Linked DNA regions of Homo sapiens: region 1 is linked to region 2. A link is an interaction called in ENCODE POLR2A ChIA-PET data of the cell type or tissue named here. Cell type or tissue: PC-9. All regions are shown on one strand.

What was found. ChIA-PET counts read pairs that join two places held together with the same protein. Peaks named below come from ENCODE experiments on the same cell type or tissue, not always from the same donor. Only the 100,000 strongest peaks of a DNase experiment are listed, where the experiment ranks them.
Region 1: POLR2A ChIA-PET joins it to region 2 with 14 read pairs; 1 of 35 experiments calls an interaction of 5 or more read pairs at or near these places.

Annotation. Positions count from the first base shown.
Region 1 is chr14:75,011,258-75,015,257 of GRCh38, forward strand. It overlaps EIF2B2 (eukaryotic translation initiation factor 2B subunit beta), which reads left to right. Exons shown (of 8, transcript NM_014239.4): 8 at 1-1,109. It overlaps MLH3 (mutL homolog 3), which reads right to left. Exons shown (of 13, transcript NM_001040108.2): 13 at 2,518-4,000. Among named protein-coding and RNA genes, the nearest start is that of EIF2B2, 10 kb to the left of the region's middle. In PC-9, no CTCF peak of the experiment used is centred here; no DNase peak of the experiment used is centred here; H3K27ac peaks cover 865 bases.
Region 2 is chr14:75,262,250-75,266,249 of GRCh38, forward strand. No RefSeq gene overlaps it. Among named protein-coding and RNA genes, the nearest start is that of FOS, 15 kb to the right of the region's middle. In PC-9, no CTCF peak of the experiment used is centred here; a DNase peak (open chromatin) is centred at 1,992.

The DNA of each region.
Region 1 (4,000 bases), 250 kb before region 2:
CACAGCAAGCAGAGGGACATCCTCTAATTTTGTTGACATGTTTATGCTTACATATTGTTTCCGGTTTTTAACCTAAAAAGTCTCCCAGGTGATCCAGATTTTCTGCCATGTTTAGGAACTAGTGGTCCAAAGCAGGGCCTCTTGTGCAGTGTCTGTGTGGGTGGAGGGAGCACTAAGAATCTGCATGTTTAACAAATAGCCTGTGGGCTTTGAACAGGTGATTTGAAACCACATTTTGGTTAACACTGGGCAGAGGTAGGTTCTGAGGGAAAGGTCTCTATTCTTTGATATCTCTTTGAGAGCGATCTTTGCCTTAGGTCTTCCAGAGAGGGGAAAAAAGTAAGACCTCAGAAAGTCGGCATTTTACACTGACCTAAAAGCTGTATGACTCAGAAGAGCCTGACTCACTCAGGCTCAGTCTTTCTATTATTTCTTAAAGCATCTAAGACCCCACGCTTTCTCAGTGAAGTGGCTTGTAGCTACCAATTACGAGCAATTGTCTCCTCCAAAGGCACCAATTCTAACAGCAATTCACTTGGGTACAATTGTGTGGTTTGGAGTAAGAGCAGCAGTGAGGCAAGGAACTTAAATCTGTTCCTGGCTCCAAAAATGCTTTATGATACTTGTCCTTTGTCCATCTTAGTCTCTGTGTCTAAAATTAGCACCAACATCCTTCCCAGGCATGACTGAGTTGGATGAAGGTTATAAGGGTAGAAGCTCTCTTTCTGGTCAGCTCTTACAGTGCCTAGAACAGAACTGCAGGAATGCATACTTTTTAGAATCTTTATGACCCCAATTAAGTAAACCCTATTAAGGCTCATCTTCTTATTTCCCCTCTCTCCGTTTCCCTATTTGAGGAGGGGTAAGTATCAGAAAGAGAGAACCTGAACTGAACAGGAGGAAACAGAAGTTCCACATCAACTCACTACCTGTCAGCCTTGGTATCAGGGGTGCCCACCTCCCACCCCTGCCTTGCTGGCGGAACCGAGAAACTCGGAAAAAAACAAACAAAAAAACAACTGTTGTAGCTTGGAGAGAATTAATAGAACTAGGATTCCATGGATGTGAAAGTCTTCCTCAATATGCTAAATAAACCAAGTTAGATAACAGTGCAGTTTGTAAAGACACTTTTTTCCCACGGTTTCTATCTTCCAGTTTGGGCAGAGGGCAGGAAAGGCACAATTCTTGGAACTTGAATAAGGAACAGAAATTCCTAATTTAGCCTCAGAAGAGACATCTCTGAAAAATACTCTACCAGGAAAAACTGAAGTGTAAAATGATACCTCAAAGAAATCAATGCTGGAACCCATAGGATCATATGTTTCATGGATGTGCTTCAAAACTATTTCTCAAAGCAATCTGTTGCATCAGTCTTTGGGCTAATGAAGGCTGCCAGTCACAGTTCCATCATGGAATGACTGGCATACTCTGTAATGATCTATAATACTACAACTACATCAGAACTGCTCTGCCATACAGATAGTACCAGATGGTGATGTGATTATTGTAAAGGCCTCACACTATCCACCTGTCCTTGCAAAAACTCCCTTAGCAGACATGCACCTAGTTGACATGAAAGAACAATTTTGAAATGTGATTTGGAAGTGTTTTATATCTGGCCTACTTTGCTTTGAATTATTCTTTCATTTGCCAAAGAGCTCTTGCAAGGTACTGCACAATGGCTAGGCAATTATTATTATTAATAGTAAAAACTGCAATTGCTTTTGCACCAACTTAAAGAGCTAAAGTCTAAGCTTCCAGTCTCCCAGCATCCCTCACACGATGGAGGGCAGCACTTGAGTCTAATCATGCTTGAGATGGTGATTGCCTGATATGTATATTAAATACTATGCTGAAGAGACGGATCCTTTCAATAGTGTTTTTTTCAAGCATGTTACATTTAGAATTAAGACCTGCCTAGAAAATAAGCTACTTAGTGCTGAAGAAACAAAAACTTGACAAGATTCCTAAGTTATCATTTATATGTAATATTCTTCCTACAACACTGGGTTTGGAAGGATAATAAATACATAAAAATAAAATTCTGCAGTTAATATGAAAAAGAGGTAATGCAGTGTTGAATAATGAGAAACTGCTAATTGCGGTAGCTAACTCCAAGCCACTTTTTTTGGACTGCTCGGCCCATCATGGGGCATTCCTTACTTTGGAAGTAGATAAGAGCAAGTTGGAAGGCCAGAGTCAGGCAAGGCTGGCCAAATCCCACTTCTGCAGGCTGCTGCTTGAATCATCCTGGCCTGATAGATTCCCACATGCAGCACACTGCGATTCCCACACGCTTGGATCCGGTTGCCTGGACTATATCCGATGCTTCTGGGTAAGACTGAGTGCTCTGTAACTAATGGGCCTGGGGTGAAAATGATCCAAGGGTTGGAAACATCCTAAGCCATGTGATAACCTCTTTTTTTTCTTTATATCCCCCACAAGTTCTGATACAATACATTTAGAAAGGAACTCACTGAAGATTTGCTGAATGAAGAGAGGGATGGAAGGAAAAAGGAAGGAAGGAAGGGTTTATTTGATGCAGATTCTTCAGCATTTTGTTTTCACAGACTCCCTTCTTTTCCCCTCTTCTGGACCCACCTTTTTGCCATCTCACCGTTGATGAGCAGCTTCAGCTTAGAGGGTAAAGACAGGCATGATCGCGACTGGCCAGCATACTGGCCGGTTCTCTCTGTTAGCAGACTTTTGCCAAGGGTTTGGATGGAATGGGTGGCTCTTCAGGTGGAAAACAGGTCGTGGGGGTCAGGTTTTGGGTGCCTGAAACTGCTCTTCCTTCACTCCACTGTGCCATGACTGGCTCCCACCCGAAGCTTCAGCTGAGCTGGCTTGTCAGGGCTCGCTAGGAACTGCTGAGCTGCATCTGTCCTTACTTGGCGTGGCTTCCTCAGCCCCCTCCACATCTCAAGAACGTGGCCTTGGGCCCCTTTCTGCTCTGACCATTTTGCTTGCCTGGGTTTTTTCACTGTCTGCCATGCGCAGATCCCAGCTGTTCATTTGTACCTGACCTCTGACTGCTAGAACCTCTCCATTCTTACATCTCATGTAGTTCCAGGTCCCCAGCCAGGTTCTGGATGTTACCCAAGCCCCCTCCCCATTCTCCAGCTTCATTCTAGCCTACACTTTATGCTTTGCCTTAAGCTTTTCTGATACTAGCTCCTATTACCATCTCTAGTCTTAATTCTGATAGTGGGACTGCTAGCTCCTCTTCTTTCAATAATAAAGGGCTAGCTGTAACTAGCTGTGACTCTGTGATACCTAACGCCAGAAGAAGCTACTATATTCTATCATTAGTTTCCTTGTCTTTCTCAGTGACTAAAGCTAAGCCTCTTGAAGGTAGAGACAGCCATAGGAACCTTCACTTCTCAATGAAGTGTTGATGAATGTTACAGAAAAAGGAACTCTCAAGAATGGCTGCATTTTACATCTCATCTCTCAAGTTTTACTCTGAAGTTACTAAAGCCTTCAGCGACCAGAATCTAATAAAGGTGAATCACCAAGTTTATAAATGAATGAATTCCTAATAAATTAAAAATATAAGGGATAGCATATGGGTAATAATGGGAAGGACTGTGCAGTTTGAAGTCACTCAGACCTGGGTCTGAATTCTGGCTCTTACAGCTAAGCCTTCAGCAAACCAGTTAACAGCTCCGAGCTTCGAAGTTTTATTATACAAAGGTGACAACTAGGTTCCTAAGAGGAACCTTCGTTTCCCACTTTGTAAAATGGTGATAAAGCTACCACCTTACCTCATGGACTGTCAAGAAACTAAACTAAGATAAAGTATGAGAAAAATTATTTTGTAAACCTTAAAGCACAATATAGGTATTAATGATTACTATTATAAATTACATGTATCTTTGTTCTTATGGCATCTGAGTTAAAAACAACATAAAACCCTAACAGGCGATAAAGGTAATCTATTAGATATTTTTCCCTAATAGGTTGTTTTTATGCTGAGGCATGCCCCCACACTTATAAA
Region 2 (4,000 bases):
GCCTTGGCCCAGGCCAGGATGTGTAGGAGCTGTGACCTACCTGGCCTTTCAAGGCCCAGGTTCACACTATCCTCCTTCACATCTCAGCCATGATAGAATTCACTCTTCCACTCATGCTGGCTAACATGGTGAAACCCCATTTCTACTAAAAATACAAAAAATTAGCCAGGTGTGGTGGCACATGCCTATAATCCCAGCTACTTGGGAGGCTGAGGCAGGAGAATTGCTTGAACCCCGGAGGTGGAGGTTGCAGTGAGCCAAGATTGCACCATTGCACTCCAGCTTGGGCAACAAGAGCGAAATTCCTTCTAAAAAAAAAAAGGAGATGTTGCTACCTGGCCTCCTTACCTCTCGGGACTGTTAGGAGGGTCATACTAGGTCATGCTTGTGGAAGGGCTTCAAAAACCGTAAGTCAGAGGGTATTTTAAAGTTTAAAAATATTCTGCAAGATGAGGTGGTCTGTAAATGGAGCAGTGTCAAGGTCAAGTGTCAAGAGATGTAATTCATAGAGAGACTGGATAAATGCCCATCTATGTGATTTGATATGCCCTATGCCAAGGAATGCTCCCTCACTGTCCCTAAAATTCCATCATCAGCAATATATTTCTTTGGATTAAGCATTTGCCATTCCCTTTGGGTCCTACTCTTAAAAGACAAATTCTCTTGTGAGCAGTAGGCTCCTGAAATTTAATGTAAATTACATTACCAGACATGTTCCTCCCCGACAGGTGAGATGGCACCAGACAGGTGCACTGGGCTCTTGGGTAGGTCTGAGAAATGAGATGCTGGAATCCTAGAGATTATTCATTTTAGTCAAAGTCAACCTTCATGGTGTACCAGTTGCTGACACAGGACCCTCGGAACCCACCCAGCAGACCCGTAGTTCCACTCACAGATGAGGGGGGAAATGCTTCTCCCCATCCTCACCTAAAACCTCCGAAGACACCACTGCAGTCATCCAGAGACTCCCATATACTATAGGGGCAAGCAAAGTTTTTTTTACAAGTTTGGGAATTGACATGGGTTGCCAACTTTGAATTTTACCGAACAACAATTACTACTTATTATCACTATCATTTCATAAATGAGAAGACATTTTAACACTAAAAAAGTCAAAAGGACATTATCTGGCTGGGTACGGTGGTACACACCTGCAATCCCAGCACTTTGGGAGGCTTAGGCAGGTGGATCATCTGAGGTCAGGAGTTCGAGACCAGCCTGGCCAACATGGAGAAACCCCACCTCTACTAAAAATACAAAAAGTAGCCGGGCGTGGTGGTGCACGCCTGTAATCCCAGCTACTTGGGAGACTGAGGCAGGAGAATCACTTGAAAGTGGGAGGAAGAGGTTGTAGTGAGTCAAGATCGCACCACTGCACTCCAGCCTGCAGCCTGCATGACAGAGCAAGGCTCTGTCTCAAAAAAAAAAAAAAAAAGGACATTATTTAAAACTGAAGGATAGTCCTTTTAAATCAAAGATATGTAGCTGTATGCAAATTCCCTGCTTTGTCTTTATTTTTCCTATTTACCTTGGACACTCCTGTTTCTTCTTCAGTATTTATGGGGTGGTGCTGACAGTGACAAAGAGCAGATAGAGAAATCAAGGAGAGGTAAAAATTTAACTCAAGAATTAATGTTCCTGATAAGATGACCACTTCTCACACGATGCTTCTTTGGGTCACCAGTTTCTTTGTTAAAGGAGAGTAACATAATCTCACCAGAATGGGTTCTGATATGGGGAATATAATACTTTGAATAATTCTCTTGGAATTACTTCCACTCTGGGCAGATCAGTTTGTTTTCAGTGAGTCCATTCCTTGCTGGGACCATGCTGCACCACCTGAACACTTCTGGTTTTACCTGGCGAGGTGGGATTGTTGACTTCCCAAAGCCTGATCTAGCCAGATCAGATGGGGCAGAGTGTTAGGGACTGGCATGGTTCCTCCCAGAGGAGGGAACAAACCTGCCTTCCAGCTGGTGTCCCAGGTAGGTACAGGAGACGCTGGCAAAGCAGGTTTAACCAGCATCTTGGGCAAGATTTGGCGCATACTGTTTTCCTGCCTCCAGTGTCCCCTAGCAAAACTGGAAGCATTCTATATTTTCTGTGGTTGCATATGAACCCAATGCAACCAGCACAACATAGATAAATTTTTCTCCAAAGCCCAATGTCTCTAGAAGCTGAGCCTATATTTTAATTCCAAGCAACATTAGCATAATTAAGGCCCATGAGATTGAGTTTCTCTCTTTTTTTTTGAGATGGAGTCTCATTCTGTTGCTCATGCTGGAGTGCAATGGTGCGATCTTGGCTCACTGCCGACCTCGGCCTCCCAGGTTCAAGCGATTCTCCTGCCTCAGCCTCCCGAGTAGCTGAGACTACAGGCACGTACCATCATGCCCAGCTAATTTTTGTATTTTTAGTAGGGATGGGGTTTCACCATGTTGGTCAGCCTGGTCTCAAACTCCTGACCTCAGGTGATCCACCCGCCTGGGCCTCCCAAAGTGCTGGGATTACAGGCGTGAGCTACTGCACCTGGCCCTGAGTTTCTCTCTTATTAGTCATTCCCTGGTAGGTACTTAGGGAAATAAATTTACTTATGCAGGTCACCAGAGCACTATCAACTACACTGGGGAAATATTTAGCCCAATTATATGGTGTGGATTAGAAAATTATAAGATCATTATTTTAAAAATTATATTGAATTGGCTGGGTGTGGTGGCTCACGCCTGTAATCCCAGTACTTTGGGAGGCTGGGGTGGGAAAATTTGCTTGAGCCAGGAGTTTGAGATCAGCCTGAGCAACATAGTGAGATCCCATCTCTACTAAAAAAAAAAATTATTGAACCTATTCAACCAAAATAGTGGAATAATATACCTACATCATTGAATCGTGGTGAATATTAAATAACATAACAAGGCTGGGTGCGGTGGCTGACACCTGTGATCCCAGCACTTTGGGAGACCGAGGCAGGAGGATTCCTTGAGGTCAGGAGTTTGAGACCAGCCTGGCCGACATAGTAAAACCCTGTCTCTACTAAAAAAAATACAAAAAGTAGGCCGGGCATGGTGGCTCACACCTGTAATCCCAGCACTTTGGGAGGGCGAGGTGGGCAGATCACCTGAGGTTGAGAGTTCGAGACCAGCCTGACCAACATAGAGAAACCTTGTCTCTACTAAAAATACAAAATTAGCCGGGTGTGGTGGTGGGTGCCTGTGATCCCAGCTACTCGGGAGGCTGAGGCAGGAGAATCGCTTAAACCTGGGAGGCAGAGGTTGCTGTGAGCTGAGATCATGCCACTGCACTCCAGCCTGGGTGACAGAGTGAGACTCCATCTCAAAAAAAGTAGCCAGGCATTGTGGCGGGCACCTGTAATCCCAGCTACTCAGGAGGCTGAGGCAGGAGAATCGCTTGAACCGGGAGGTGGAGGTAGCAGTGAGCTGAGATTGCGCCACTGCACTCCAGCCTGGGTGACAGAGTGAGACTCCGTCTCAAAACAAAACAACAACAAAAACCATAACAATATTTGTAAAGCACTTCGCATAATTCCTGAGCAAGCACTCAATAAATATTAGCTATCATTATTTCTCTTTATTCAAGAAGTATTTTTTGAGCAGCTATTATATGCCAGATACTGTGTTAGGGGCTAGAGAGTCATTGATGAGTAAAATAGGCAAGGTGTCTGCCTTCTTGGAGTGGGGAGATAGACATTAAATGAATTCATTTAATTCAACAATTAACAGCTATTAGGATCAGGCTTCTCTAACTCCTTGGGGGTACATCAGTGAATAAAACAAAGATCCCTACTCTTGTGGAACTTAATTTTTAGAAATTAGCCCAAATGCTTTCTAAATAAATGTATTACTAGAAATGGTGGTAAGTGCTAATCATGAAAAGCCTAGGGTGGAATGAGGGCTTCTAAAAGGTTCCTAATTCAGCCTGGCTGCTGGGGAAAGTCCTTTATGTGGATGTGACATTTTAAGTTTGAGATCTAGATAAAAAGTAG